Regions from separate parts of the Mus musculus genome. Here region 2 is linked to region 1. A link is a loop called in an ENCODE intact Hi-C map of the cell type or tissue named here. Cell type or tissue: left cerebral cortex. All regions are shown on one strand. Links, peaks and the distances in the headings refer to the core of each region. The heading gives the core; the rest is flanking DNA.

What was found. A loop is a pair of places that touch in the nucleus more often than their neighbours do. Peaks named below come from ENCODE experiments on the same cell type or tissue, not always from the same donor. Only the 100,000 strongest peaks of a DNase experiment are listed, where the experiment ranks them.
Region 2: a loop joins it to region 1, with 6 times the contacts of the local background. A loop is called at or near these places in 4 of 42 quality-filtered maps.

What each region holds. Positions count from the first base shown.
Region 1 is chr5:143,456,485-143,473,026 of GRCm38, forward strand. Daglb (diacylglycerol lipase, beta) reads left to right here and starts at 8,009. Exons shown (of 15, transcript NM_144915.3): 1 at 8,009-8,292; 2 at 10,469-10,620; 3 at 16,463-16,542. The coding sequence starts at 8,198. It also overlaps the pseudogene Gm9497. In left cerebral cortex, for the core only: a CTCF peak has its summit at 7,638; DNase peaks (open chromatin) are centred at 8,088, 8,777 and 8,947; H3K4me3 peaks cover 2,076 bases; H3K27ac peaks cover 1,338 bases.
Region 2 is chr5:143,517,467-143,534,008 of GRCm38, forward strand. Rac1 (Rac family small GTPase 1) reads right to left here and starts at 10,527. Exons shown (of 6, transcript NM_009007.2): 1 at 10,297-10,527. The coding sequence starts at 10,331. In left cerebral cortex, for the core only: no CTCF peak of the experiment used is centred there; DNase peaks (open chromatin) are centred at 9,502, 10,268 and 10,636; H3K4me3 peaks cover 3,218 bases; H3K27ac peaks cover 1,987 bases.

The DNA.
Region 1 (16,542 bases), core at 3,931-11,930:
TTTTGTGTATGAGTACACTGTAGCTATTTTCAGACAGACCAGAAGAAGGCATCAGGCCCCACTATAGATGGTTGTGAACCCACCATGTGGTTCTGGGAATTGAACTCAGGACCTTTGGAAGAGCAGTCAGTGCTCTTAACCACTGAGCCATCTCTCCAGCTCAAGTTATCCAATTTTATTATAAAAGCCTATATTCGATAAAACTGGAAAATCTAGATGAAATGGATGATTTTCTTTTAGACAGATACCACTTACCAAAGTTAAATCAAAATCAGGTAAACTGGGAGAAGGCCTGGAGGGGGCTCTGCGTTCTGGAGTGGCGCTGCTTGGTCTTGCTGCTGGGTGAAGGCTGCTGGTGTCACGTTTGAGGAGAACTGCCAGTGTGTTTGGCATATCCCCGATGGGGTCCCAGCTACGATGAGTGCTGCCTGGGAGTCTCACCCGCACGGGGTGAAACGTTCAGCCTCCTCCGATGACAATCTTGGATCTAGCAATTGGGAAGCAGAAGATTTAGGCAATGAAGAAAGAAAACAAAAGTTCTTGAGACTTATGAGTGCAGGAAAGAAAGAACACACTGGTTGTCTTGTTATAGGAGATCACAAATCAACATCTCACTTCCTAACAGAAGAAGACAACAAGAAAAATTAATGAAGCGCTGGATCTCAGTACCAGCAGAGCATGGACAGCAAACTGTCAGGACATTACCGGCAGCACTGTGGACTCAGCTTCAGTGAGGTAGAGGATCATGATGGAGAAGGTGATGTGGCTGGAGATGACGATGAGGACGACTCCCCTGATGCTGAGAGTCCAGATGACTCAGTCAGTCTGAGTCTGAGAAGGAGGAGTCTGCAGAAGAGCTTCATGCTGCTGAGCATCGTGAAGACACAGAAGATCCGAAGAGCAAAAAAGATGTGAAGAACAATTATAAGATGATATTTGTCAAGTCCAGTGGCTCCTAACTACCAAACACTTAGTCTTTGTATTAAAAGTAAGCCTTTTTGTTATAATGCACAGTGGAGGATTGCTCATAGAGGATAGACCTTTGTATTATAATTTTGAAAAAGGCCCTTTTAAATAACTACAAAGAGTATTTGCTTTCCAATGCTGTGGGTTACATTTCTCCAGGCACGACTATAACCATTTTTGTAAAGAGTCAGAGTTGTATAAAATGAGAAATAAATACTATACTCAGCTTCCCTTCATGTTAGCATCATCTGCCCTCTCCCCACCATTTGCCTCTGCAGGTGCATTATGGGGAACACTTGCCTTGTTTGTGGCAGCTCTTTCATCTTCATCTTTTGGTTTGTTCCTATTTTGCTCTTACATAATTCATCTGATATTGTGACGTACTCCCTTGATTATACTTTGTTAAAGTAGACCTGTCCGTCATGGAGTTGGCTGCCACAAGCCCTGCTGCAGACCATCACTGACAGTCCATGCTTGTCACTGCTCTGGGACCAGAGCAAGCACAGGACACTTATGTGTGGAAGTGCCCTGTCACATCATTCAAAGGCTGCAAACCCAAAATGTCTTTATATAAGTTGATTTCACTGTTTGGTAAAGTTTTGGTAAAATTTGGCCAGTTTTTACAGAAGAAATTACTTCTCTGCTCAGGGCCAGATGGTTTTACTGCAGATTGCTACTAAGGAAGGGAAAGGGGGCAGGATCAGGTTTGGGGGAAGACAGGAGAGAAGCCTAGAGGACCAGGAGAATGAGTAGAATGATACTGCTGTCTGGGGTGGGGAGTGGGGGTGAAGGAAACCTCTAGAAAGTCCTAGAGACCTGGGATGTGAGAGGCTCCCAGGACTCACTGGAGGTGACCTTAGCCAACATGCGCAACCGGGGAGAACCTGAAGAAGCCTCCTCCAATAGTTAGACAAGGTCCCCGGTGGAGGGGTGGGAACACCAACCCACCTTCAAATTTTTTGACCCAGAATTGTTTCTGTCTAAAAGAAATGCAGGGACAAAAATGGAGCAGAGACTGAAAAAAAATGGCGGACTAGTGACTGGCCAACTTGGGATCCATCCCATGGGCAGGCAGCAAATTTGACACTATTGCTGATGCTATGTTATGCTTGCAAACAGGAACCTACCTATCTTGGGTGTGCTCTGAGAGGCTCTACCAGCAGCTGACTGAGACAGATGGGGATACTCACAGCCAACCATTAGACTGAGGTCAGGGACCCCTATGGAAGAGTTAGGGGAAGGACTGAGGGAGCTGAAGGGAAGGGCAACCCCACAGTTAGACCAACAATATCAACTAATCTGGATCCTCCTGGGAGCTGGTCTGAGCCTAAGGCACATATGTAGTAGAGCACTGCCTGGTCTGGACTCAGTGGGAGAGGATGTGCCTAATCCTATAGAGACTTGATACACCAGGGAAGAAGGTGCCTGGGGGGGGTAGGGAAGCACTCTTTCAGAGGCAAAGGGGAGGGAGGGTGAAGAACTCTGGGAGGGGGGACCGGAAAAGGAGCAACACTTGGGATGTAAATAAATAAAACAATTAGTTTTTAAAAATTGACTCTAAGGTATAATCTTCCCTCTGCATAAGAATTCCTTGGGAGAATGAATAGAAGGAAAGATAACTAAAACACAGGCCATCTTTAGGTCAATTCGATCTATATGATCATTTTGTAATCTCTTTTTTATTAGAGCCAATTCCTTTTCAGCTTCAGCTGATAATCTTCTTGGACTATTTAATTCTTTATGACTTTGCAGAATTTGAAATAAATTACTTAACTCTTCAATGGTCAAACCAATTGTAAGCTGAAGCCAGATATCTCCCCATAATTTTTGAAAATCATTAAGAGTATTTAACTGGTCTCTCCTGATTTCCACCTTTTGCAGTCAAATTTCCTGCAGATTTATCTTATATTCTAGGTAATTAACAGAATTGCCTCTTTGTTTTTCAGGAGCAATTTGTAATCCTCAACAAAGCAAAAAAAAAAAATTGTTTTTTAATCTTCATCAAACATTTGTTCTGAGGTGTATCTATTAGAATCACCCAGCAAAATATCATCCATATAATGGTAAATTATGGCTTGAGGGAATTGCTTACAGATTATTTCCAATGGCTGATGTTGTAAGGTGGCAGGACTTTCTGTTGGTACCTTTTGGTTGGTTAAATGTGGGAACCATGAAGGCAGTTCTCTATCTTGCTCTTGTAAAGGGGTTGTGGGAAAAAAACCCGATCCTTTAGCTCAGTCACTATGATAGGCCATTCTTAGGTAACAAGGAAGGAAATAGGTTTCCAGGCTGCAAGGAAGCCATTGACTGAATAGTTTTATCAATTGTTCTCAGATCTGTTAACATCCTCCATTTGCCAGATTTCTTTTTAATGACAAATATAGGAGAGTTCCAAGGGCTGGTGGACTCCTCTATGTGCTGAGCCTCCAGCTGCTCCTGGACTAACTGTTCTAGTGCCTATAAGTTTTCCTTTGTCATAAGCCATTGCTCAATCCAAATAGGTTGGTCAGTCAACCACCTTAGTGGTAAGCCTGTTGGTGTTTTGTCATCAGTGGCTTCTTCAGTCAAGGTTGAAGAGATAGCTTCTGCTGTATTCTGTCTATGGATAGCCTGAACAGTCTGCAACTGTCCCTGATAACATTCTTTAATTTATTAGAAACACCTCTTCCCTTATGACTTGTCTCTAAACTTGGAGGAATGCTAATCTGTGTTTCCCATTGTTGCAATAGGTCTTGTCCCCATAAATTCATGGCTACATCCGTGGCACATGGCCTTAACCTGACCTTTTGGTCCTATACATTTAATCCATTTAAGAGTTCGTTGTACATGAGACAATGTTCCAGTCCCTAGGAATGGAGTAGATACCCATTGAAGCAGCCAAACTGGTTTCCAGGAATCTTGTGATATTAAAGCTACATCTGCCCCACTAATCTTTCAATCTCAATTCCATCTAACTATAAGTTTACCTTTTGTCTCTTATCATTTATAGTAGTCTGCCAAAGTATGGTGGGGTTTTTTATGATTGTTTTTTTGTTTTTTGTTTTTGTTTTATTTTGTTGTTGTTGTTGTCGTCTTGGTATCCTTAGAATCTTTTATCTTTAGGAAATACTCAATTTTCGTTAAGTGGTTTCATTGAGTATTGAGCAGCTCCATTCCAACTATCAGACTACTACAGACAATAAATCTTTTCATTGTTTTTCAGAAATATCTTTCCTTAGATAACAAGAAATCAATGGCTCATGTTATTTTTTTGGTCAGGCCTCGAGCAAAGTCCCTTAGTTTTCTGAAATTGAGAAATTGTCTTGTGTATCCTTGAATGACCTACATTCATGAGCAGCATGCCCGGTCCTTCCACGTCTACACTTCACAGGGAACTTTCTCCCAGAATGACTACTGTAGAAGGATTTATCCTTAGGAATTGTTTGGTTACCATCACTTTGGGAATGACGGGATCTTTGACATCCACAGCACTGGGCATCTTGTCTTTCTTTATTTCCTCTAATTGTTTGCCCAACCACAATTGGATTGTGAGCATTTGCTTCTATGCCTGCAGTAGTTTTAATCCACTCAGAAAGAGGTGCAGACCTTGCTATTGATGATCTAATAAGCCCTTTTGCATTCATCATTAGCATTTTAAAATGCTAAAGATTCAAATAAGATTTCTCTAGCATTTGGATCTGATATTGCTCTAGTTAGCGCTGTGGTTAGGCTTTGTAAAAAGTCTGTGAAAGGTTCATTTGAACCCCCTGTTATCTTTGTAAATGATCCAGTTTCTCCCTCTGTTCAACCTTGTCCCAAGCACGTAAGGATATTGAAGGACATGGTTCTAGGACAGCATCCTCAAGAGCAATCTGTACTCCTGATTCAGAATACGGGCCTTCACCTAGCAACTGAACCTTGACGGTATCAATGCCTCCAGTCCTATTTCAATGTTCCATAATCAAAACTTCATCTTTCCACCATGTCAGCCATTGTAATTGAGGGCCAGGCTCTAGCATGGTTGTCATCCAATCTCTCCAACCATTGAGAACCATAGGATTCTGTGGCCCAGCTACTGAGTATCTGTTGGACATATGGTGAATGTAAGCCACGGCTCATTATTGCTTCCCCTAAGTCTTTTTACATCCTGTGCCTCTATAGGTTGTCATTCAAATTCTTGATAACCCTGCAGATTTCTTCATCTCCTTCCAATTCCCTTATCAAGGCTAGGAAAATCATTTTGGTTTTTCTTTTCTTAAAAAGCAATAGACTGCTATCTCATAGTCTTGTTACGAGGTGATGCAGTATCTACTGGCCTCTGCTCCTCTGTCCCTATCTTAGTATATACTTCAATTGTACTTATAATCTTTTGTAAATTTTCTTCTAAAACGTCTAACTTTTATTATTTTCCTTTTCTTGTATCTTTATTACTCTAATCTCCTCCTCAATTTTACTTATACATTTCTCTAAATTTTCCTGTTTGTTTTTCCTATCCTTATTACATTAGTATCCTCCTTAATATTGTTCATAAATGTCTCTAAACTGCTTTCTAAACTCTGCTTCCATATTTTATCCTTTTCCTGTTTCTCAGACAACAGTCTCCATCTTCTGATTTATAATTTTCAGTATTCTCCCCTCTAGTGCCTTGACATTGCTTTCATTCTGTTTTATAAAAATTTTAATTTTTTTTAAGGCTTGTAAATTTTTTTCTAAGGCGCTGTTTATTGAAAAGACACAGCAAACCCAAATGCTTATTAGGACAGGAGTGAAGCTTAACAATGCAATAATTATAACTGGCAAGGTGTCAATTTTCTCTAGATTCATCCCTTTTGAAGTGCTCAAAATAGTCTTACGTAAAGTCCAGAAAGTCTTTATAGTGTTTATCATCTTTATCTGTCTTTTTTTTTTTTTCTCCCCAAACTGCCAACTTCCAACCCTAATACCTAATCTCAAGTTTTCTGTGCCTTTGTCTCCCTTTGGTTCAACTCAGGACTCTGTAGTGGTTTCTGATTTTTTTTTTTTTAAGGTATATGGCTTTTGTGCTCCCAAGCTGGTGTTGTTCTGTCTCCTATGCTTGTCTGTTAGGGACATTTTCCTATTGGAAAAAGAATGGTGCGAGCTCAGCACTGAGGCCCTGGTGTGGTTAGCCCAGGGTTTGAGCCCTAGCTGCAGCCAGCAAGGCAGCGTTCGTACCAATTGTAGGCTCCAGACATGAGGTGTGGGCGGCTGGGGGAGAGAGAGTTGGGCTTGGTGGCCTGGTTTCCCAAGCCTGTGATACCCAGATCAGATCTCTATGCCAATAAGAAATGTTCATTGGAAATCCAGCCACTGTGTTTAGGGCTGTGTCCCAGCATGCAGTTGGGCCTTGTGCTGAGAGGGAGTCTCAGATAGTTTGGTTCTATGCCCAGTATCAGGTTTGTCAAAATGTAGTACAAGCAATTTGAGCTTATCCCCAACTAGCTTACAAATAAATGAGACTCAGACTATAGTTATTTTATTTGGCTTTGACAATTACTAGGAGGTAACCCCTAATCTACTCTTTTAACTACTGGCCTGGCTACCTTCCCAGCAGTGTACCCCAGATTCTTGCTGTTTCTTCTGACTGTGTGCTCATGGCTCCTCTCTCCTCTTTGCAGCTTCTTCCCCTCACTTCCCCCTCCCTTTCCTGTTCTTCCTCTTCCTCCCTCCCCCAAAACCAGGTCACTCCAAACCTAGGTTACCTCTAATTCCTCCAGCAATTGACTGTAGCCAATTTTATTTAATCAGTAGTTTTAAATCAAGGAACAAGGTTTGCACAACAAAAATTTGTAAGTAGAAGACCTAGACCTGTGGGTGTAGAATTTAGCATGACAACACCAAATCTCAACAACCCTCAATTTCTAACCCTTTTGTCTCCACCTCCCAACACCTGTCCCACCACTTCTGGTTTACACAGTAGCTAGGATTGGAAACCAAGGCTTTGTGCATGCCAGGCACAGTACTCTGCCAACTTAGTTACATCCCCATCCTCAGGATGGACATTTTCACAAATCCCGCATCTTCTCAGCTAATTATAAGTCCAGATCTTAAAACTAAACCCCTTGCCTGACACCATCTCTGTTGATCAGCTTGTCTGGCAGCAGGCAGACTTGGGCCAGGGAGTGATTAAGCACCATAAAGAAACCAGAGTTAGGAAAAGGGCTAAGGAGACGGCTCAGGAGTTAAAGCACTTGCTATACTAGTGTGAGGACTAAAGTTCAGATTCCCAGAAACTCAGGAAAGTGCAGGATGGGTGTGGTAGCACACCTGTTATTACAGCCTGGTACGGGGGAAATCAGAAGATCTCCGCAGCAAGCTGGCTCGCAGGACCAGCCGGCTCACCGAGCTTTGTGTTTGATTGAGAGAACCTGCCTCAGCAAGGTGGAAGAGCTGGGTACAGTTCTTGATAACATCCTCAGACCCCCACATGCATGAGCACATGTATACAGGCACCTACATACGTGCGCCCCACCACACATGCAAAAACACGCGCACACACACATGCACACCACCGACACTAAAAATCTGGGGAGCTAAAATGTGTGTGGGAGTACAGCAGGTAGATGATGAGGGAACACAGACACTAATTAGAGGCTTTTGATGTAAGACTCCGCTAGAAAAGTCTCTGGAAAGGATTAACATGCACTTTACGCCGAAGCACAGACTTGCAAGTCTTAGACATAATTTAGACCAGGTCTGATGGTTCTCCTCGGTCACCAGGGGGACCGTGGGGAAGAATGGGAACTAGCATTAGTGAGACCAGGCAGGGGAAGGGATGAAGATGGATAAAGCACGGTGTGTGTGGAGAGAGAGAGAAGAGGAATGGAGGTGCTAAAAGGCGTACAGTAAAGTCATCCCAAGCTAGAAAGATTCAGAGACCCAGACCTACGTCCTAGCTTCACTATTCATAGGCGCGGCTCTCTAGGGAGAGCATTCTCTCCAGATCTTTTTAAATCCTCAGTCTATTAAACAGAAATGACCACACCGGAATGGACTTCATACGCCACCGACCGGCACTTAACAGCCAGCAGCTGACTTCCGGGTCAGGGGACCTGGGAAGGAGGCAAAGACAGCAAAGTGCGCGTCTCTTGTGGGCGCGCTCCGGACTCGGGCCGGAGGCGCATGCGCGGGTCTTTACGTAGGCTTGCGCCTTGGCGCTGCTGGGGACCCCCTCCAGACACGCGCGGAGTCAGAAGGGTGCGCGCGGCTTAGGCGGCGCGGTGGGAGGTGCGCCATGCCGGGGATGGTGCTGTTCGGCCGGCGCTGGTCTCTAGCCAGCGACGACTTGGTGTTCCCCGGGTCTTTTGAGCTGTTCCTGCGTGTGCTGTGGTAAGTGAGGCCGCCGTGAGGGTGGGAGGCGCGCTGGTTAAGGCGACAAAAGTCGTGCCTTCTTGGTGCTTAAGGGGCAACCGCGCCCCCGGAGCACAATCTGTCTGCACCTAGGATATAGAGGCAGTCGCTCTGTGTATTTGACAGGGTCCGGGACCTTCAGCTCTGCAGGGTAGGAGCCGAGCCCTAGGGTGCAGCGCCGAGCCCTAGCCTCGAGAGCGTGAGGGAAATGTGAGCATCTAAAAACCATAGCCCCCAGGTCTCTCCTTCCTGAAGCCCGCGGCTCCGGAACTTTGGATCACACCTGTCCTTTTTCTTGCTGGGAGGGTATCAAAGTCCCTGTCAATGCAAAACAATAATCTGGGAAATAGCAATTTCGGAGCAATTCATAGAAACCAGGATAATAGGCCGGTTTTGCAAAATGCAGCTAGGCTCAGTGGGAAACGGCACCGGTGGGTGAAGTCAGCCCCTGGCACGCCTGCCGACGAGGAATAACGTTCTTAGAAAAAAAGCATTCTCAAGAGGTAAAGGAATAGGAGCAGCAAAGCCCTTTCTAGACAGGCCGGGTTTTTCTCAGATCGTTTTTAGTCTGAAACTCCTGACACGGAGCTCTGGTGTTTGGACAGAAAAAGTTATCTAGGGGCTGAAGGTGTAACAGTTCCTTTTGGTAGAGTACTCACCTAACATGAAGGAGGCCCTTGTGTGCACGGGATCCCCAGCACCACACAGAACTGATAGTGGCGGCTCTCACCTGTAAATCCCAGGACTAGGGGGTGGTGTAAGAGCATCTGCGGAGAGCATCTGCGGTTCACAGTCATCCTTGGATATACAGTGAGTCATAGGGGAGTTGCACAAGACCCTCCCTCAAAAAAAAAAAAAAAAAAGAGGTGCGGGGGGAGGGGTGGTACGGGGACAGAAAAGTTATCTAGACCAATCTTACCTTTATTTTTTCCCCTCTAGTGCTTGAGCCCGGGCTTCACGTATGCTAGGCTTTGAGTTAAATCCTCCCCACCTCAGATGACACCTCTTAGGGCTTTGGAATGTCAATCTTTAATTGGACCATCTTGGGCAGCAGGGGAGCTCAGATGGGTAAAGGTGCTTGCCGCCAAGCCTGATGACCTAAATTGTTATCTCCGGGACCCACATGGTAGGAGGAGAACTGGCTCCTTTAAGTTGCTCTCTGACCTCCCTCCGAAGGTGTGGGATGGCATAGTCTTCCTCAAATAAATAGATATAGTTTTTTAAAAAGGTGGACGTTCTTGCTAAGCGGGTCTGTTTGCTGCTGAAGTCCCTCCAGGGGGATTCAGTGGCTCCATTCCCTCTGGAGATTCATGCTATCGTTGTTCACCGCCGAGTTACAAAATACAGTCAAGAGGCCATAGGACTTCTCCTTTTGTGTTTATTTGTATCTACCCTGATACGTTATTTTCATAATTTGCTTCCTGCTTGCTTGGTTTTGAATTACAGTTGGCTACAATGTGTGTTTACTGAACGTTAAAGTACACACACATACATACAAATCCTGATATTAATTCAGCAAGTGTAAGTTCGTTTAGCAACCACGTGATTCTAAGTCACGGTGGGTGTTTTCCTGGGGAACCCTAGCTTGTCTAGGTTTCGATTTTTGACAGGGTCTCCTACATCTCTTGCTTGCCTTAAAGCCCATTATGAGGTGTGGGACGATCTCGAAGTTCTCATCCTCCTGTCTCCACTTCCCCTGTCCTGGGATTACAGGACTTAGTTTATGTAGCACTCTTAACACTTAATGTAGCACTTAACATTTAATGTAGCATTCATTGAACCTAAGGGCTCCTGCATGCCTGGTAAACACTACCCACTGAGCAGTAGCTCCAGCTTGTTTGCATTTGAAGTGGGGGCTCCTTGTGCAGCTTAGGGTGGCCTGGAACTCATCTATAGCCCAGGTTCGTGTAGCCTCTAATTTATGATCCTCCTGCCCTCTGCCTCTGCCTCTCTGGTGCCATGCCCAGTACATGGCTCACAGAAAATACAGATTAAGAACAGAAAGCCACATGTGTGTTAACAGTCTGCCTCTGGATAGACTTTTTATTGATGCAGATTACATCTTCTTTTGAACCTTAACCCTGATTGGAGAGTATTAACTCCCTGTATTTCCTCCTAGCGTGTTTTATGAACCCACGTTCTTCTCTGCGCACAGGTGGATTGTCAGTCTGACGTTGTATCTCACGCACAGAAGGAGGCTGGACTGTCCCGGTGGAGTCTTGCTCAGCACGTACCTGATAGTCCTCCTTGTTCTCCTGGCAGTTATTATATGCACCGTGTTGGCCATCGTGTGTGTCAGCATGAGAGGTAAAGAGACACACTTTCTGTGTGAAACCCGCTCTGTATCTTAACAGCCATACTGCGCTACCATTTGTGTACGGTACAGTAGTCTTGTTTTGGCTTCTGAAATGTGTGCGTGCGCACACGAATATGTGCATCCGAGTGCCTACTGTGGTCAGGAGAGAGCTCTGGATTGGGATCGCCTGGACCTAGATTACAGGTGGTAGTGAACCACACCACACAGGTGCTGAGAGCCTAACTTGAGTCCTCCTGGAAAGTGGCAGGTGCGCCTCCCCACTGAGCCGCCTTCCCACTGAGCCGCCTCCCCAGCCCCACACAGCTTCTCACTGTTTCCATAGTTGAAAGCCTATCACTACAGTGGACGTGGGAACGTTTTTCTTATCTCTCTGTGTGTGTGTGTGTGTGTGTGTGTGTGTGTGTGTAAGCCAGAGGGTGATGTCATTGGCTGCCTTCCTGGATCACTCTCCTCCTTATTTGAGGTAGGGTGTTGTCAGAATTCCTTTCCTAGGGCAATGTTAATCCCTCCTCCTAAGTTCCCAACAACAAACCGAGGCATATTTTGTGTTTTCTTCTGGGTGGGGCTGTCTCCACTCATGGCCAGGATGAGCAGGCACACAGGTGCTCCTGGAGAAGCTGATGTCTTCCTACCCCTGCTAATCCAGTGTTAGCCGGTATACAGGTCCTTCCAGTCCATCCAGCTTGAACTGGGTTTTCTGTTACTTAGGACTTGAGCCGTTCTCACTGGAACCCAAAGCAGTATCTTAAGAAACCGTATTAAACGGAGCGTGACAGTGCAGGCCTAGTTATCACAGCTTCTCAGGGGACAAAGATGGGAGGACCTCAGGTTCAAAGCTTACCTGAGTCTTTAGACCACGGAGCCTGTCTGAAAAACAGCATTGTGGGCCGTTAAACGGCTCCGCAGATGAAGGCACTTGCTACCAAGCCTGATGACCAGAGTTCTGTCTCTAGGTTCCATCTCTGGGTTCCACATCGTAGGAGATAAGAACTGACTCCCAATGGTTGTCTTCTGACCTCCATGTGTGTGTTATGACACGTGCACATAGACTGACTCCCCTGACCTATGTGTGCCTCTCTGCCCATCCATCTGTCCCTCCCCATCTTTCTGCCTGCCTGCACCTATCTGTCTGTCTGCCTGTCTCTCTCTCTCTGTGTCTGTCTGTCTTTCTGTGTCTCTCTGTCTCTGTGTGTGTCTGCCTGCCTGCCTGTGACTGTCTGTCTGTATTTTTGAGGGGTGGTGGCTGGAGGAATGGCTCAGTGCTTATTGCTCTTACAGAAGAGTTTCTAGCCCCCACCTACAGGTTCAGAACTACCTGGGCTCTAATGCCCTCACTGGCCACAGTGCACCCAGAGAGGAGGCACAAACACAAGAATAAAAATGAAATTTAAAACATGTTAGCCAGGCATGGTGACCGTGCCTTTGATCCCAGCCTAATGCTGGGAAGAGGCAGGTGGATCTCTGAGTTCAAGGCCAGTTTGGTCTACTGAGCAAGTTCCAGAACTGCACAGAGAAAGCTGTTTAGCTGGGTGGTAGTGGAACACACATTTAATCCCAGCACTTGGAAGGCCCTGACACCCATGTAGTAAGATAGAATCTATTTCCAGAATTGTCCTTTGACCTCCACAGATATGTGGCAGTACATATGTCCACCACACTCAAATAAATGTTTAAGAAAAAAACTTCTTAAAGGGGTATTGTATGTTGGGCATAGTGGCTTACAGCTTTAAAGCTAGTGCTCAGAGAGGTAGAAGAAAGTGAGTCTCTTGAGTTTGAGGCCACCCCAGTCTAAATAGCAAATTCCAGACCATCCTGGACTACACAGTGAGACCCTGTCTCACAATGCATGGTGGCGCACGCCTTTAATCCCAGCACTCGGGAGGCAGAGGCAGGCGGATTTCTGAGTTCGAGGCCAGCCTGGTCTACAGAGTGAGTTCCAGGACAGCCAGGGCTATACAGAGAAACCCTGTCTCGAAAAAAAAACAACAACAATATATATGTGTGTGTGTACATATATACACACATACAAATTTTAGTGAAGAAGAAAATTTAAAAGATAAGTATGTGGGTTGGGGTTGTAGGATTGAGAAAAAGACAAATCCCTACGTTCATAGCCCTTTAAAACTTCTTTTATTTGCTTTGGCATCAATAGGGATTGAACCCAGGGCCTCGTGCTTGAGCGGCAATCCCCTCCCAACAGAGCCAGAGCCCCATGTCTCCTCTTTCTGAGATGAAGTCTGCATCATAGCCCTAACTGGCTGGGGACTACTGTGGGCTGCTCTCTTGTCTTTGCCTCCCAAGCACAGGGATTACAGGCATGCACCACCAGACCGAGTACGGGGCTTCAGTGAGAAATAAGGGAACAACCCAGATCAGTGGAAAAAATAGGCAGAAAGCCTGAACAATAACAGAATACATTTTTTAATTTAGCCTCAGCCACACATAAAGATATGAATATAAGCATACTGTCTCATTACGAAGTGGGAATGAATGAACAGCTCTGTCTTTGCATGGGAATCAGCCAAGCCTTTGGGTCGGCCAGTGTGATAACACACACATAGCAATCAGGTCTCACCTACAGTTGGCATATACACTCAGCAGTGCTTGTAGTGTGGCTGTGGATAGACGAGCACAGGGATTCTTCCTCGCAGTCACAGATATATGTGATGTAGTTGAGACAATGTCACTTTCGTTGTGGTCTTGTCTTTGCCTTTACAGGGTATTACTGTGTAGCCCAGGCTGGCCAGACTCGGTGATTTTCCTGTTTCAGCTTCTTGAGCCAGGGCTAGGATCACAGGCATTTGTCTCCGTGTTTGATTTCAGAAGGCTCCATGAAGCCCTCCTATTGGGGGTAGATGGGGACGGTCCACTTCCCAGGCAGTTCAAGGCGCTGTGACAGAGCCCTTTCCATGGGGCCTGCCGTCTGCCGTGTCTGGGAGACCTTCTCTTTGATGCTTTTCTGCATGTCCCACGTGCTGAGGGACCTAAGGAGGTCATTTTAGGAAATGTTTCTTTTTCTTTTGTTTTTTGTTTTTTTTTTTCAAAGGAAGTCTTTCTTGAGGATAGCCCAGTGCAACAGTGTCTCTGAAGGTCAGGGTCATCAAATTGAGATTGAGGGGGGAAAAAAATATGGAAAGAAAAGTGTTTTTCTACCCAGGCATGGTGGCGCATAACTTTAGTCCCAGCACTCAGGAGGCAGAGGCAGGCAGATCTCTGTGAGTTCAAGGCCAGTCTGGTCTGCAGAGTGAAACTTTGTCTTTAAAAAAAAAAAAAATGTGTTTTTCTAAGACCTGAACCTGATAAGGCCGTTAGTATTACATCGTGGGTTGGGGAGGGACTCACAAGACCCCAGCTTTAGCTCAGGGGCTACTGGCAGGCCGTGGTGCTGAGGGAGGGGAGTCATTTTTCTTCAGTGATGTAGCCACTGGTAAGTTGCCCGTGTTCCAGTGAAGAGCTCCCAGCCTGTGCTCAGGCAGTCACCCTAATCAAACTCAGTGAGTCACCAAAAAGCAAAGCCAAGACAAAGATTCGAGAGTAAGAGGGACTTCTCAGGAAGAAGGGGCTCCAGAGGGACCGGGAGGGGCAGGGAAGGGTGGTGACCAAAATGTACCACATATGTATACGAAATTGTCAAGGAGTTTAAAACGGTGTTTTTCTAGGTAGATGGAGGGTCTTTCAATGCCTCGTTTAATCTCTGGGGACTTGTTTAGACACACTCCATCTCTGTTTCTTTGTCCGTATTTAGTGACTGTTGTGTTAGAGCTTTGTGTGAGGAGCCCCAATCACAGATGCTGCTGACTGTGTTAAACTGTGTCCATATTTGGCATCTTTCCAGTGCAGCGGAGGTCTGGTTCCTGTTTTCTAGGGCCTCTGCCACTGTCACTTAGTAGCAGGCTTCCTTCGTTCCTCAGAGAGGGTGAGAGCTCTGTGCCAGCCAGCCAGATGGCTTAGCCAGGTTCTGCTCGCCAAGCCGGGTGACCTGAGTGTGATCCCACACAGTAGAAGGAAAAACTGACTCCTGCGGGTGTCCTCTGACCTCCTCTTGTGTGTCATGGCACACATGTGCTCACACACAATAAATAAATGTAAATAAAAGTGTAAAAATCAATTACCATATAAAGGCCAAGCAGGAGCCTTGGTAGTGCCACGTGCACACAGCCTCACCACAAACACACACCACACTCCACACACAGACTTACCATATACACCACACACCACATACACACCGACTCACCACACACAAACCACACACTACATATGCACCCCACACCACACACACCACATACCACACACCATATATATACCACACCACATACACACAGACTCACCACACACAAACCACACACCACACACCTCATACACAGACTTACCACATACACACCGCACACCATATATACCACACTTCACACACACACACAGAATATACACACCATACATACTACGTACACACCACACTCCACACACACAGACACACGCACACACACAAGTCTAGAGCTCTCTGACCCTCTGTTTGTAAAATGAGATAATCTCTTGTCCACAGTTTGCGAGGATTAAGGAATGGTGGGTATTAAAGTATTTAGTAGTACTGCGTGTTCAGTCAGGTGGACAATGGGACACTTCTTCCTGGCTGAGAGAACCCGGGTGACGACTACTTCTGCCTGGGACAGTCCTCTCCAGCTATACGGTTCCTCCAGTATAATTACACCCAGTGTGCCTCTCTTGCTTCTTAGAAGTATTCCAGTTTGGGCTGTGATTATGTAGTCCTTCCTCCCTAGTTAGAGCCACAGTGAATCTACGCTAGGAGTGTGAAGCTTATGCCCTGCTTCCCAGCCTTCACTCTGTCTGTCTGTCTGTCTGTCTCCCCTCTCTTCTCACTCTCACTCTCCCCCCTCTCTTCCCCTCCTCCCCGCTCTTGTTTTTCCAAACCAGAGTTTCCTCTGTGTAGCCCTGGCTGTCCTGGAGCTCTCTCTGTAGACCAGGCTGGCCTCACACTCAGAGCTCCGCCTGCCTCTGCCTCCCACACCGCCACCCGGCTTTGTCACTTGCTTCCTATTTTGGGAAGTATAGTTGAGTAGGAGTTCAGTGGTGGGTGTGCAGCAAAACTCAGAGATGTTCAGTAGCTGTGTTTCTTAAGATTTATTTTTAAATTATGAGTATGTGTTTATGCGGCTGACTGTGGTATATGTGTGTGACTGCAGGTGCCTATGGAGGCCAGAGGGGTCAGACCCCCCCCCCCCCCCTGCAGCCGGAGTTATTTGTATGGGGCTGTGAGCTGCCTGGTGTAGATATAGAGAGCCAATTTCAGTGCATGCTCTTAGCTGCTGAACAGTCTTTTCAGCCCCCTCCCTGTAGCTGGTGTGTGTGTGTGTGTGTGTGTGTGTGTGTAGGTCAGAGGTCAGTGTCGAGTCTTCTTCATTGTCAAGAGTCGTCTTCAGTCATGCAGGACCTTAATTCTTGAGGGTGAACTGGATCCGAGTCAGCTCCAGTCTGCCTGTCTCCAATCCCACCAGCCCTCTGGTGAGACACACACCAATCCCACCAGCCCTCTGGTGAGACACACACCAATCCCACCAGCCCTCTGGTGAGACACACACCAATCCCACCAGCCCTCTGGTGAGACACACACCACCTTTCTGTCAGCTCTCATGTGGATGCTAGGGATCTGAACTCAGTCCTCCCGCTTTTAGGACAGGCTCTTTATCAGCTGACCATCTCTCCAGCGCCCCACCCCCACCCCACCCCCAGTAGCTGGACAGGCAGCTCTGCCTGTGCCTTAGGACGCTCGTGAGCAGCTGGTTTTTTTTTTTTTTTTTTTTTTTTTCTGTGTTTCAGGAACCATTTGTAACCCTGGACCTCGGAAGTCTATGTCTAAGCTGCTCTATATCCGCCTGGCGCTCTTCCTGCCAGAGATG
Region 2 (16,542 bases), core at 5,344-13,343, 62 kb after region 1:
TACTACGCACTGAGTACCAGACTCAGAAACGGCTAACACAAAGTTTCTTCTAGAACATCTTCCACTCTGATGACTACTAAGTAACCATGGCTGCTCTGCAACATGAACTGTTACTGCCTGCCGGTGCCGCCTCTAGGTGGAATGCTGTGAACCACATGCCCTGCCCACAAGCCTGTCCCTCCCAGAGCACAGGCAGTTAAGCAGCCACAGGGCTCTCACACTCACAAGCTGAGAAAGATCCTAACATGTCAACGAGGGGCACAGGGATGGAATAAACTTCCTGAACAGCTAAGACAGAAAAGAAGAAATGTACAAAAGTAAACACATTAAGGGGACAGACATTACTAATATTCTCCCGAGGCAGGAGTTAGGGTACTGTCTGAAAAGCTCTGAACCACTTGGAATAGTTTTCAGAATATTACTAAAAATAAAAATATATATATAAATAAAATCTCTTAAATTTCCTCCCACAGACCCTAACTGACTTGAGGGACATCTGGAAGGTTCAGTTCAAACAGTTCTGTGTGCTGAGCCCTGCTCCCTGCCGCCTTCTGCTGCCTTACTAAGGTCAGGACGGTGCTGGTACTGACTTGCAAGGCTGCACTGTTCAGCACAGGCCACTGTAGACTGAGGCTCACTATCCAAAGGCAATCTTCACACTTTCCTTCCACATTCTGGGACAAGGGCTCCGCAAGGGCAGGAGCTCAACCACTCACTCTTGCCAATACTTGCCTGACTTGTAACAGTGTAAAGGGCTTAATGAAGTAGGAACTCCCCACCCTAAAGATCTCAGTGTCAAACATGACATCACTGGCAAGTAACTTCCAATCCCGTAACGGCTTTCTAAACAGAAATGACTCATTAGACATTTATCTTGTGAGAAAGGCTTAGAATGTCAAAACAAACCTGTATGAGCAAGAGCCTAAGCTCTGGAGAGGCCTGGCTCTAAGACTCAGACCAGCTCATTCAGTCCTAGCGGCCTCTGACACATCTCAACTTCCTCTTCTGCCTCAGTTTTCTTGCTGGCAAGTAGGCGCTCTGAACTACAGGGAATCCATAGCAAGGAAGGAAGGTGCTGCGGTACTCACTGTGCAGGGAACTCAAGAACAGAGCAAGTGCTGGTTCAAGGCGGTATCTCGGCTTCTGGGACAAGCCGAGATGATCTCCAGGAGTCCCAGGTCAGTCTGGGCTACAGTGAGTTCTACTCTAGCTAGAGCTCCTTACTGAGAATCCACTTCAAACCGACAAGAACACAGAGTAGCAGAAGGGGGTGGAGGATAGAGAGAAAATAACAGGGGTGAAGATATCAAAGTGCATCCCATACGTGCATGGCTATGTCGGTGAAACTCTTGGCAGTTAATATATGTAGTAATTAAAAGAATAAAATCTCCCTGGGGCTGTAGCAGTAGAATGTTTGCCTAGTGCACCAACCCTGTACTCAATCCCCAACACGTCCTCTTCCTCACACTACCATCATGCCCACCAACATGCCAGCAAGCCTTCCACCAGGCCTGGACCCCAGCTCCAGCTATCTTTGAAAGGCCCGACTGGGAAGGTACTGGTAAAATCTGGTATTGAGAATTGTGTTGCTGTTATTTGTAAGAATGCACGTGTGCACACCACACAGGACACAGCATGCCTAAGATGAAGAAAAACTAAAGGCAGCAATTCTCCACCTGAGGGTCATGACCCCTTGTGGGGGGCACACCGTATGACCCTTTCACAAGGGTCACCTAAGACTGTTGGAAAACACAGATAATACAATTTGTAACAGTAGCAAAATGACAGTTATGAAGAAGCAATGAAAATAATGTTATGGTTGGGGGTCACTGCAACATAAGAAAGGAACTGTACTGAAGGGCCACAGCATTATAAAGGGTGAGGACCCCTGCTTTAAGGGAATAGGTAGCAAGTAAGTAGATAAAACTCTGAGTTTCGCCACAGACCCTAACTGACTTGAGGGACATCCTGAAGACTCAGTTCAAACAGCTCGGAGTTACTAAGGTCAGGACGGCCCCACCGTGTGTAGGCTTGACAACCTCAAGTGGTCAGGCTTGACAGCAAGCACTTTCCCCTACTGAACTGCTCTCACTACAGTCCCGATGGCCTTGAACTCACTCTGTACAACAGGATGATTCTGAATGTGTCCATCATGATCCTGTGACCCATTCATTTCTTCCTCCTGAGTCTGGTTTACAGTTGTGAGCCACCACACATGGCTGGGAAATGTACTTCTTACTAATCATTATGGACTATAATGTTCTATAAAAACATGGCTATAGGGTTGGAGAGATGGCTCGGCGGTTAAGGGCACTGACTGCTCTTTCGAGGGTCCTGAGTTCAACTCCCAGCAACCACATGGTGGCTCACAACCATCCCTAATGAGATCTGATGCCCTCTTCTGGGGTGTCTGAAGACAGCGACAGTATACTTACTTACATATATAAATAAATCTTTGGGCCAGAGCAAGCAGGGCCAGAGAGAGAAGAAAAAAGTGTCTGAAGATAGCTACAGTATACTTACATATATTAAATAAATAAATAAATAAATAAATAAATATTTTTTTAAAAAACAAACAAAAAGAAAAAAAGCAAAACAAAAATCCATGGCTATAGGTTGGTGATGCAGCAAATCCTGGGTTGGATCCCCAACACCAAATAAAGCTACCCAGGGTGGGAAGTCACAGCAAGTTGCGGCCAGCCTGGGCTGTGTACGGCCAGCCTGGGCTGTGGGTGAGCCCGTCTCTATGTTCTACCCTCAATTCTTCACTTAAGCAAGGATCAGCATAAACAGAAGGGCTATCACCCTTCTCTTAGTGTCCTTACTGATTCCTTGTGTGTTCTAGAGGCCAAAGTCAACATCTGAACTACGGGAAGTAACGTCAAGATTATGGCCACATGGAGAAGGAAGACATATTTAGTCACAGCCACGACTGACACACAACAGAATTTCTGGAAGAGTATTTGCTTTGGAATTTTCTAAATTTGTATATTTAAGTGTTCAGTTCAACCTCCTATTATTAATTTTTAAACTCTAGGCAATGAGCCTGGGTCTATGGAAGAAAGTCCTGTCCACTCTCCACTGGCTCTTCCCCTAGCACATGACATTACTATTTTTTAACCTATCTGCACTTCCTGCCCTGTCCTGGAGAAAGGACCAAGAATGAAGGCTGCCAGTGATTTCCGGTCCCACTGAAGTCCTCCCTTTCCTGTTGAGAGAACTTTGTACTTAATGTCTCTCTGCTTTGACCAGCTTTATTCTTACTTTCTGAAACCTACAAGCCAAACCTTCAAACACAAACGTCAGTAACCTATAAGCACTGACAATTTCCTCACATTAAAACACATAAAGATCAGGGTGGGGACGGCACTGGCCTTTAATCCCAGCACTCACGAGGCAGAGGCAGGTGCCAGTCTGCCTACAAGGTGAGTTCCAGGACAGCCAGGGCTACACAGAGAAACCCTGTCTCAAAAACAAAACAAACTCCCATACATAGGGAAGCTGGCGCGATGGCTCGGTGTCCAGGAGCACTTGCTGCTTCTGCAGTCTGACCCACAGCATCCACATCAGAGGGCTCACAATGCTTGCAACTCTCTTCTGCAGGCATCTGTGTGTGTGCACACACATACACTCCTTTATATACACATGAAAAACTGAAAGGTAGGTAAGAAAATGGGGTGTGTAATCACAGCTTGGAAATCTTGAGGAGAGAAGCCTTTCTTCAAGTTTCAGTCCTGCATGAACTACATAGCAAAACCCTGTCCAAAAATTTTATATATGTATCAGCTATAGCAGAGTGGCAGAGAGAGCTTGCCTAGCATACACAATCCTGAATTCCAACCCCAGCATCAAAGGATGGGGTATATATCTAAAAAAGAATTTTAAAAAACTCTGCACATGGCCTTGTAAGAAAAACTGTTCCAGGCTGGTGAGATGGCTCAGTGGGTAAGAGCACCTGACTGCTCTTCCCAAAGGTCCAGAGTTCAAATCCCAGCAACCACATTGTGGCTCACAACCATCCGTAATGAGATCTGACTCCCTCCTCTGGTGTGTCTGAAGACAGCTACAGTGTACTTACATATAATAAATAAATAAATAAATAAATAAATAAATAAATAAAGCTGTTCCTAGCCAGGCGGTGGTGGCGCATGCCTTTAATCCCAGCACTAGGGAGGCAGAAGCAGGCGAATTTCTGAGTTCAAGGCCAGCCTGGTCTACAAAGTGAGTTCCAGGACAGCCAGGGCTACACAGAGAAATCCTGTCTCGAAGGAAAAAAAAAAAAAAAAAAAGCTGTTCCTAAGATAGACAAACCGGACTCATCCATTGGCAGCTGCAAATCAAATGCTGAACAGGCAATTATTATTATCTAAATTCCCAAGATCCAAACAACAAGTCAATCTCAAGGGCAGGTATGGTGATGCATGCCTGTCTAGCTCTTACAATCCAGAGTTCAGGTCTAGCCTTGGGTACACTGGGAGTTTGAAAGCGACCCTGAGCTACATGAGACCTTGTTTCAAAAAATAATGTGGGAGCTGAAGAGATGGCTCAGAAGTTAAGACAGCTTGTTGCTCTTCCAGAAGACTCAAGTTTAGCTCCCAGCTCCCAAATCACACTGCTCACAACCACCTGTAACTCTGGCTTAAGAATATTTAACGCCCTCTCCTGACCTCTGTGGGCATTCATAAACATGACACCCACGCATTAAAAATACACACAAAAATTTTAAAATAATTAAAAAACGAAGCGGAGAATGACTGAAAATGCCTTTGCCTCCATGTAGACATATGTGAGTGCACTCCCCAAACCACACACGTGTCCTCCTCATGCTTCTTGAGTACCTGAAATACCCTAATTTCTGAGCTAGAAGGTATAGAAAGAAAGAGTGTGTTCAGAAAAATAGATGAATCAGTAAGAGTAGTTCAGTATCAGGAAAAGACAAAGCAATTCAAAAGTCTCAAGTTTACGAACCAGGTCCATCATAACCAACGTGTAGTCACTGCCACCCTTAGAGACTGTGCAAAGCTGCTCAGACACTGAAGGCTGAAGACACTACACACATCACTATGGACTGTCAAGTGACAATCGAGCTAAAATACAAAAGTTATTTTACGTACATACATACATACACACACACACACACAGAAGGGGTGGAAAGATATGTGTATGTGTGTAGAGAGAGATAAGATACACATTTATGTCATATATAAGTGATTCCATATGTAGAACCACTTACAGAGAGAGAGAGAGAAAGAGAGATAGAGAGGAAGAAGGTGTAAGAGATATGAAAGAGAGGGGCTGGAGAGATGCTCCATCTCTTAAGAGAATGGCTGTAGCACTTGTTTTGGAGAACTCAGGTTTAATTCCCAACACCTACATGGTGGCTCACAACAGTCTGTAACTCCAATTCCAAGGGATCCAAAACTCTTCTGGCTTCCAAGGGCACCAGGAACTTGGTGCACAGACATATATGCAGGCAAAACACCCATGCATATAAAATAATATAATAATAAAATCTAAATTTGGAAGCCAGAGTAGAATTCAAGTCCTTGCGTAACAGGTCAAACATAAGTCATGAAGAGCTTGGGCAATGTATGGGCCATGCCATCACTGTTCGTGTTCATTCCTGTAAGGACGACATCACAGGAGGCTGACCAACAAAATTCCTGGACAGCAGTGTCTAAGCTAGACACACTACTGGTCAGACTACCAGCCCAAGTCTACACACAGACAAGAAGTAAACTTCAAGACACTTGCTTGTTAGCCTTCTGGTCAATCAAAACTAAACCAATAGTATTAAAAACCACTGAGTTAGTTGTGATGTCACATCTCTGCGATGCCAGCCAGCACTCAGGGGTGAAGGCAGGAGAATAGTTAGAGGCCGGGGCTGGGTAGGGATTTAATAAAATAGTATAACACTTACCTACCAAATGTGAAGCCCTAGGTTCAGTTCACAGTACCAGAACAAAGAAAAAAGGTGGGAGAGGTGGCTGGGGGGGGGGAAGGGGGGCACTGGCTCTGCACATGCCACACCATCACCAAGATAAACACATGGGTTCTGTTTAACTCTCTCAGATTCTATATCCACTGTCAATTAACTACTGAACAGGGACTACCCCACCACAAGAATACAGGCCGATTAATCTAACATGGTCATAATAGACTTTGTAACTGTAATCCCTCAGAAGAACTTTAAATGGTAAAGTTTGCAATTTGTGTGACCTCAATCAATCTGTCATCACTCGGCTTTTAACCCTGTAAAATTTCATAACTATATGTGATATTAGGCTTGCCAGCTTTCAATTTTTCAGAATAAAAGGCATTCCAACTATACCTCAGGCATATAGTTTATTTGTTAAATAGCAGAAAAATATTATTGGCATGAAAAGCCATGTATGTACACCTCTACACGGTGGTTCTCAACCTTCCTAATGCTGTGACCCTTGAATCCAGCTCTTCATGGTATGGTGGATCCCCAGCCATAAAATCATTTTCGTTGCTACTTCCTAATTGTAATTTTGCTACCGTTAAAAATCACTATGCAAAATATCTAATATTCGATCCCAAGTGGATTATGACCCACAATTAGGAACCACTGTTCTTAACCAGTGTTTTACTATGCATTGCCCTTCAGAATGCAAATCTCGAATCTTGTGGTATGTGTACACTTCTCTTGGCACTTAGCCCCAACAATATCAATGTCAAGTACAGAACAAAAAAATACAGCGTCTGGAGAGATGTTCAATGGTTAAGAGCGGAGGACCCAGCCGGGCGTGGTGGCACTCGCCTTTAATCCCAGCACTCAGGAGGCAGAGGCAGGCGAATTTCTGAGTTCGAGGCCAGCCTGGTCTACAAAGTGAGTTCCAGGACAGCCAGGGCAGAGGAACCCTGTCTTGGAAAACCAAAAACCAAACCAAAACAAAAGAGTGGAGGACCCAGGTTCAATTCCCAGCACCCACACAGTGGTTCATAACCATACCTAACTCCAGTTCCAGGGATCCAATGCCCTGTCTTCTGGTCTCTGTGGACACCAGACACAAATGTGGTGCAGATATTCACACAGGCAAAACAATCACTATGTTTTCCTTAAATACAGTTAAATGGTGATGCACACCTTTGATCCCAGTGTTCAAGAGGCAGAGATAAGCCAGCTAGAGATATACAGGTGAGACTCTGTTAAAAAACAAAGGCACACTGGGGTAGAAAGATGGCTAGGCAGGTTAGGGTACGCCTGACTGACTAAGTTCAATCCCTGGGATCCACTTGAAGGAAGACGAGAGCCTGCTCCTGCAGGTCCTCTGACCTTCACAAGCTTGCCATGGTGATGCGTGCCTTCACACACACACACACACACACACAGACACACACAGAGAACACACACAGACACACACACACAGAGAACACACACAGACACACACACACACACACACACAGAGAACACACACACACACACGCACACAGACACACACACACAGAGACACACAGAAACACACACACCACAATACACTGTTTAGAACAAGACTGAAAACTCCATGGCCAGGAACTGCATTTTTATGTCTAACATTCTTCACTGACCCTCATAGTGAAAACAAACAAACCCCAACAACGGTAGTGAGGCGAGAAGCAAGTGGGAACGGCTCAGGAGAATAGGCACTGGACTCAAAGAAAAGGAAAAGGAGAAGAGAAAAGCACAGCAACAACGGTAACCAGCACTCGCTCAGCGCTCCACAAGGACCGGGCACTCAAGAGCCTCTTCATACTCAGCATCTCATTTAGGCTTGTTTAACTTTCCCTTGAGGCATCTCTCTTGAGGAAGAAATGATATGCTGAGGATTACTCCGTAGGTTAAAAGGGTACTGAGGGCTGGAGATGGCTCAGCAGTTCAGAGCACTGGTCATTCTTCCAGAGGGCCTGGGTTCCACTCCTATCACAACCTAATGGTTCACCGATCTCAGTAACTCCAGTCTCAGGAGATCCTCTGCTGGCATCAACATACGGCACGGACATACACACAAAAACACCCATACACATTAAAAAATGTAGGGAGAAAAAGAAAGGTGTGGCAATCCAAATGAACCCTACAGGAGGCATTCTACACGTTTTTACTAGATTTTCTTTTTAAAGCCAGCAACAGGCTAAGACGTATCTCAGCTGTTCAGACGTGCCAGGAAACCTAAGGCCCTGAGGCCCAGCTGGGGGTGGGGGTTACAGAATGAGTGCTGGCATACCTGCTGCATGTGCATGTCAGGTCTTAGGAATTCCCAAGCACTAAGGTTTGGGTTTGGATCAGCAGCAATTTACCTTTTTAAAAAGTAATTGTCTTGAGATGTCTTTCAATGTACTTTTTCATAGTCATCCCTACTTCCTTCCAACTCCACCCCAGCCCTAAAAACTCACCTAGTCCAATCTGTGCTGCCCATCCATAGACTCAACAGTGTGAGGCCTCACACTGGGGCTAGTTTCCCTCAAGGACCACATCCATAGAGAACACTGACTGGCTCACCCCTAGAAGCATCAAGGGCCCATCTCGACTCAGCCTAGGCCCTCTCTGCCCTGGGCTAGGATCTTATACAGCTGCTGCTGAGTTCACAAGTGGAATCTAGAAAATACTGTTTCCGCTGGGTGTCCCTGACCTCTGACTCTTATAATCTCTCTTCCTCCCCTTGGTCCCTAAGCTCTGGGAGGAAAAGAGGATGGTGACAGAGCAATTTAACTTATTAAAACACTAGGAATGTGGTAGTATTCCCCAGCCCACAAACTGCTGGTGAAACATTTTTAACTTTTCAAGGAAAGTTCAGGTAAGTTTTAAACGTTCCCCAGCAAGGTGCTATGTTATAGTTCAACCGCAATACAAAAAGAGAGACAGACAGACAGACCCAGCCATCTTGCCTTCACTTAAAGCAGACCTGTGGCTCATACCTGTAAGCCCAACGCCTATGTCCATGTCCTCCTAACAGGAGAATCATGGAGTTGGGACCAAGGCAGTCAGAAACTAGGATTTACACAAAAAGACCCCGGCCCCACAATACAACATCTTCACTATCAAACTAAGTGCCCCAAGTGACAAAGCTTTCTTTTAGGAGGTGAAAGGAAAGCACCATTGACATTCCTACTCAATGAAATTCCAGTGTGTCGTTAAATACATTGAACCGTATCCATGAGACTTCCTGTCTCCGAGACAAATCCCACAGACAGACATGTTAGCAGAAAAATAAAGTTCTCTGACCGTCTGGCTGACTTAGTTACAGGGACGATCCCAAAGTCTAATGTAGAGTTCTGTAAATACGCTGAACAATCGCTCATAAATCCACGGGCTCATAAACCCATGGGCGGCGAGTGCTCACTGCAAGTGTGGAAGGCATTAAGCAAGTTTGGCAACGTACTCGACTGAACTAGAAAGTGGACCAGTTGCACTCTGCGTTTGAGGAAACGGGTGGTAAATCTCCAAGCTTCCTCGTTAACACGAACCTACACAAGCTACGCTGAGACGCGCGATTTTGCTCCGATTACACTGAGATTCTTGTTTCTACCGAAGGGGTGGGGGGAACGGGACGGACTGCATAAGACCAGTCTTGTCTCCCTCAAGGGCCTGAAACCATCACGGTCAATCACGAAAAGAATTGCCTCGAGTCACAGGGAGCTGGATCTGCTACATCCATATCTAATGCCTTCAGAGAAGGTTTGTTTGTTTTTAATAACCACACTTCGTTCAATGGACAGTCTTCATCACACTCCTTCAGCTAGCATCCCAGTAACTTTCTCGGCGTAAGTGTGAAAATGAATATTTTTATAAACACCCTGTCAAGTCGAAGCAACCGAGCCCTTTCCCAAGTTCCAGGTCACCCAAGTGACTGGTGCAAACATGCATCGACCAGGGCCGGCCGACTTGGAGGCCGTTACCTATCCCAGTTCTCGGGGGGGGGGGTGCGAGGGGGTACCCTGAGTAAATGAAGAAACTATACGTCCCTTTCTCAAAAGACAAAAATTTTTTTTAAAAATGTTTCAAGAAAAATTCTTCAAACCAGCCTCGCCTACGTGCCAAGTCGAGTAGGGCGACGGGCGGCGTCCGGCCCGGGAAGAAGGCAGGAGGGTGGAGTTCACTTTTCCCTCCGGCCGGCTCGCCCAGGCCCTCCCCCAACCAGAATCCGGAACCAGGCCCGGGAGGGTGGGAGGCTCGCGCCCCCCAGAAGGCCGGGCGCGCGCTCTACGCCAGCTCGAGGCTTTTCGGGCCTGCGGGGGCCCCCGATGGCGCTGCGCGCGGCACCGGGTCCGGAGCGCCAGGCGCGGCCGTGCACTCACCCGTCTCCCACCACCACACACTTGATGGCCTGCATCTGGGCCGCTCGGTGGGCCGCGGCGGCGGCGGCGGCGGCCGGTGGCTGAGGCGCGAAGCGGCGGGCTCGGGAAGCGCTGGGCGAGGCTGCGGGCGGCGGGGCGCCGAGTGCCGGGACTGCTGTCCACGCCGCCGGGCCCTCAGCGCACGGGAAGGCGAAGCGCAGCAGCAGCCACCACCCAAAGCTGGGGAAAACTGCAGAGAAACAGGAAATGGCCGCTCCACTCACATCCGGCCTCCCCTCCCCCTCGGTGCCGTCGACGCAGCTCCCAGGCTCCGGGCGGGGCCGCTCCCGCCCGCCCGCGCGCCCGCCCGCGCCGTTCCTGGCTTCCACGGGCTTTCGGGAAAGCTCGGCAACAGTCGGCTCCAGCCGGAGAACGGGCTCGGCGGCCGCGGGGCGGGGCGGCCGCCATCTTGGCACGCTAAAGCGTCCCGGTTGTGACCAGGTTTAGGAAGCCCTCTGAATCCTGGGGTTACGGGTTCGGGTCAGTGGTAGGGTCCCGTTCGCTCGCAACCTACTTGTGCCAACTCCATGGAGAGATTCCTGAGCCCCCTTGTTATGTGATAACTACAGTATGCTGTAGCGTAAGATCCTGCTAGAAAATTCTGTATAGCTCGTGCCACAGTGAGATCCAGTCTCAAAAAAGAAACTGCTAGGGATGTAGCCAAGTCAGAATGTTTGCCGGCATGTACAGCCTGGGGCTCCATCCCTAGCACATCACAGCCTGCCCTGGTGGCTCACCTGTAATCCCAGCACTTGGTGGGCGGAAGCAGTAGAATCCTGGGGATCAACCTCAAGTCCAACCTCTGGATATGCAACTCAATTGGTAGAGTGCTTCCCCGAGCAGATACAGATATGAAACCCTAGGATTGAACCTCACGACGGTATGAAACAGATGTGGTATATATCAGGTAGTGCATACCTGGAATCCCAGCTCTGGACTGGAGGTAGCAGAAACATCTGAAGTTTGACCTCTGGCTATGTAGCGTCCAGCGTTAACCTGACCTACCATGAGACTTTCTCAATAGGGGTGGGGGGTGGGGAGGGAGCACTAAATAAACAAAAATATAAGGAAAAAAAAACATACATACCATTAAAATAATAAACAGAAGGATAAAGGTCAGAAGAATTCTTTTAAAGATTGCTGATATGATAGGGTAAGCATATAATTCATTCACAAATAAGGTAGCCTATTAGAAGACAAGAACATTAAAGATATTTTTGGTTATCTGTGGTGTGTGTGTGTGTGCATGTTTTCATGTGTGGGCACATGTGTGGTGCACATGTGTATAGAAGACCAAGGTTGACACTGGGTGTATTCAGTTGCTGTTCACCTTATATATATTGAAGTAAGATCTCTCATTGAACACAAAACTGGCCAATTCCAGTTAATCTAGCCAACCAGCTTGCCCTGGAGATCCCATCTTTATCTTCCGGAGTTACAGGTGAGTCACCGTACCCTCCTAGTATACTAGTTTCTGGATTGGAGCTCTGTTCCTCACACTTGCCTGGCAAGTTCCCTCCTCCTGGAGCTTAAGAGGCCAAGCTGCTCTTCCAGTAGACTGGAGTTAGGTTCCCAGCACCTGAATCACATGGCTTACAGCCACCTGTAATTCCAGCTCCAGAGCGATCCAACACCTTTGGCCCCCTGAGACACCTGCATTCATTCACGTGTGTGCACGTGAGCACAGACACAAAATCTAAAATATTTTTTTAAAGAAAAGAAACCAGACCAGGAATTCCAGCCATCCTAATATCCTAACAGTAAAAAAATAAAACAAACAAACAAAAAATAGAAACAAAACAAAAAATTTAAGGGAAGCATCTGTGGAACTATTCCACGAGAATTTCCCAGACCTGGAGGATAAACCATTTACAGATAGATAATGCCCACAGGGAAGGAAATCTGCCCCACTGCACTGTACAAACTTGTAAAACTTCAGAACCATGTGAACACATAAGACCCTTCTGGCTTCCAAAGAGAAAACAAAGTCTTAAAGAGACAGGAATTTAGAATGGCTTTGGGTTTCTCAGCAGTTCCATTTGAGGGACAACGCCTTCAGGACGACGGCTCAAGAAGTAAAGGTGCTTGCCGTCCAGCGATGCAAGTTTGGTAGCTCGAGTGCCCTCCTTGCAACCCAGGTAAAGGTGGATGGAGAGAACTCTGTCCTCTGAGTCTTTGTATGCACACAAATTGGGCCTGTGAGATGGCTCAGTAGACAAAGGCATTTGCTATCAAGCCTGAGGTACTGAGTTCAATCCTTAGGACTTACAGAATAGAAAGACAGAATTGACACTCTTAAGTTATTGTTTGGTTTACACACACACACACACACACATTGGGGTACATGTCTTCATCAGACATCCACACAAAATAAAATGTAAAATAAAAGTGTTTTAATGAGTACATTTTTAAAAAAGGAACCAAAACAATTAATTAATTAATTAAAAAGCTGGGTGGTGGTGGCGCAGCCTTTAATCCCAGCACTTGTGAGGCAGAGGCAGGCGGATTTCTGAGTTCGAGGCCAGCCTGGTCTACAAAGTGAGTTCCAGGACAGCCAGGGCTACACAGAGAAGTCCTGTCTCGAAAAACCAAAAAAAAAAAAAAAAAAAAAAAGAAAAGAAAAGAAAAAAAAAAAAAAAAACGGCTATTTAGGCTGGCCATGGTGGTTCATACTGTACTTTGAATCCCAGCTCCCAGCACTTAGAAGGTAGAGAGGTAGAGACATGCAGATCTCTGTGAGCTTGAAGCCAGCCTGGTCTACATGGTGAGACCTTGTCTCAAAAAAAGCAAACAAAAATAAATGAAAACATTTTAGAAAAATTATGCTTAAGCTAGAATTCCTCACATGGCCAAAAATCCTTGATCAGTTGCATAAAGTAAGAATGTCTTCTGATAAATAAGTTCTCAGAAAGGATTACCTCCCAGATACCAGGCCTTAAGGAAACGTCTGGAGCATATGCTCTTCTAGGAGAAGGAAATAAAACAAAACAAAACAAAAAAAGAGTTATGAAAGACAGAAAGAAACTTGAGCTCCCGCAGGAGGACCAGGAGGGAGCCCACAAGACGACAGGGAAACTGCCACAGCCCACAGACAGTCTGTGCCCATGGCTACTTCCTTCAAATGAACAAACCAGCACTGTTATTGACCACGGGGTTCCGCTGACAGGCCGTGACAATGGTGACATTAAGAGGGAGACAGGAGGGGATGGCCTTCTCTGTACTGCCCCCCACCCCAGTGTTATAGAATACAAATCTGGGAAGGCTGGTGAGATGGCTTATCAAGGCAAGAAGTATCTACTGTCGAGCCTGGCAGCCCGTGCTCCATCCCCAGGAGCAGTGTAGTGAAAGAAAGAAAGAACCTATTCCTCTCTGTTGTCCTCTGAGTCCTGAGTGCCTGCTCCCTGCACGGCAGGTGCCTCAGTGCACACACACACAAATGTAACTTTTAAAAATTAGCACTGTGTGATGGCACACGCCTTTAGTCCCAGCACTTTAGAAGCAGAGGCAGGTGGATGTCTGTGAATTAAACCAGCCTGGTCTACATGAAGAGTTCTAAGCCAACCAGGGCTACATAGTGAAACCCTGTCTGAAAGAGAGAGAGAGAGAAAGAGAGAGAGAGAGAGAGAGGAGTTTTTTGTTTATTTGTTGACTATGTAGCTTTGGGTAGTCTGGAACTTGCCATAGAGACTAGGCCTGGCATTGAACTCAGAGATCCGCCAGCTCTGCCTCCTGAGTGCTTGGATCACAGACTTGCACCACCATGCCTAGCACGTCACATATACATTTTCTTTTAAAAGAATCCTTAAAATAAAGATTTATACAACTGGAAGATGGTTTGGGGGTTAAGAGCAGGCACTCTTCTTACAGAGGACAGGAGTAAGAGTCCCTCCCCACACTCACTTCTGGTGGCTTGCAACCACCCATAACTGTGGCTCTGATGCCCTTTCCTGGACTCTATGGGTACCAGCAAACACATGGGCACACAAAGAAAAACGGAAAAAAAAGTTAGGGTTTCTTTTTGGTTTTTGGTTTTTGTTTGTTTGTTTGTTTGTTTGTTTGTTTGTTTTTCAAGACAGGGTTTCTCTGTGTACTGGCTAGTTTTGTGTCAACTTGACACAGCTGGAGTTATCACAGTGAATGGAGCTTCAGTTGAGGAAATGCCTCCATGAGATCCAACTGTAAGGCATTTTCTCAATTAGTGATCAAGGGGGAAAGGCCCCTTGTGGGTGGGACCATCTCTGGGCTGGTTATCTTGGTTCTATAAGAGAGCAGGCTGAGCAAGCCAAGAGAAGCAAGCCAGTAAGAAACATCCCTCCGTGGCCTCTGCATCAGCTCCTGCTTCCTGACCTGCTTGAGTTCCAGTCCTGACTTCCTTTGGTGATGAACAGCAATGTGGAAGTGAAAGCTGAATAAACCCTTTCCTCCCCAATTTGCTTCTTGGTCATGATGTTTATGGAGGAATAGAAACCCTGACTAAGACACTCTGTATAGTTCTGGCTGTCCTGGAACCCACTCTGTAGACCAGGCTGGCCTCAAACTCAGAAATCTGCCTGCCTCTGCCTCCCAAGTGTGCCACCATTGCCCGGTAAAAAGTGTTTTTTAAAATGAGAATTTGTAATAATGGAGTGCCTCATTAATGTTAACAGTGATCTAACAGCCTTCTCACAGAACTCAATTTCTACATAGGTCCCTTTGGGAGAGGTGGGTCTCTCTGATCTTCTCACTATGACCCTTTTCCCTCAAATAAACTAATTAATTAACCTTATTTATTTATTTTGTGCAAAGTGCACATACATGTTCTGTGGTGTGTCCATGGAGGTTTTAAAATTTTGGTTTGTTTTGTTTTTGAGACAGTGTATAGGCCTGGCTGTCCTAGAACTCACTCTGTAGACCAGACAGACTGGCCTTGAACTCAGAAATCTCCTGTTTCTGCTTCCTGAGTGCTGGGATCAAAGGTGTGCGCCATGACACCTGGCTTCTGCAGTTACCTGTCAACCTCTATCTCCTTAAGGCACAGCACTTTCTTTCTTTCTTTTTTGTTTTTGTTTTTTGTTTTTTGAGACAGGGTTTCTCTGTATAGCCCTGGCTGTCCTGGAACTCACTTTGTAGATCAGGCTGGCCTCGAACTCAGAAATCTGCCTGCCTCTGCCTCCCAAGTGCTGGGATTAAAGGTGTGCGCCACCACACCCGGCTCAGCACAGTACTTTCTGCAGCACTGAGCTTCACAGTCACTCACCCACTCACCTGTGTCCACCTCCAATTTTGCTACAGGAGTGTAGGAGTGGTGATATCATAGACCTTTGCTACAGCATCTACCTGTGGATGCTGGCTGTGGGAATTGATCTCTGGTTGCCAGGTTATGTGCATGAATGTATGTGTGCACTCGACATGCATGCAGGAGACCACAGAGGTCAGAAGAGGACAGAGCTGGAGAGATGGCTTAGCGGTTAAGAGCATTTGTTGCTCTTGCAGAGAACCTGGCTTTGATTCTCAGCTCCCATGTGGTGGCTTACAACCATCCACAATTCCAGGTCCAGGAATCTGATGCCTTCTTCTAACCTCCACACTACTCGGCACACATGTGGTCCAGGTACATAGCATATAGGAAGAACATGCACATAAAAGAAAATCTCTATTTTTAAAGGCTGCTGTAGAAGAAGAGGAAGACTTGTAATAGTAGTAGTGGTAGTAGGAGAAGAAGAAGAAGAAGAAGGAGGAGGAGGAGGAGGAGGAGGAGGAGAAGGAGAAGGAGAAGGAGGAGAAGAAGAAGGAGAAGAAGGAGGAAGAAGAAGGAGAAGGAGAAGAAGAAGGAGGAGGAGGAGGAGGAGGAGGAGGAGGAGGAGGAGGAGGAGGAGAAGAAGAAGAAGAGGAGGAGGGGGGAAGGGGAGGGGGGAGGAGGAAGTCATTATAATTCCTGGGACCTGGAATTATGGATGGCTGGGTGGTTGTGAGCCAACCCCAGTCCTCTGCAAGAGCAGTAAACACTCTTTTTTCTTTTCTTTTTTTCTTTTCTTTTTTTTTTTTTTTTTTTGGTTTTTTGAGACAGGGTTTCTCTGTGTAGTCCTGGCTGTCCTGGAACTCACTTTGTAGACCAGGCTGGCCTCAAACTCAGAAATCCACCTGCCTCTGCCTCCCGAGTGCTGGGATTAAAGGCATGCACCACCACACCCGGCTAGCAGTAAGCACTCTTAACCTCTGTTTCTGCTG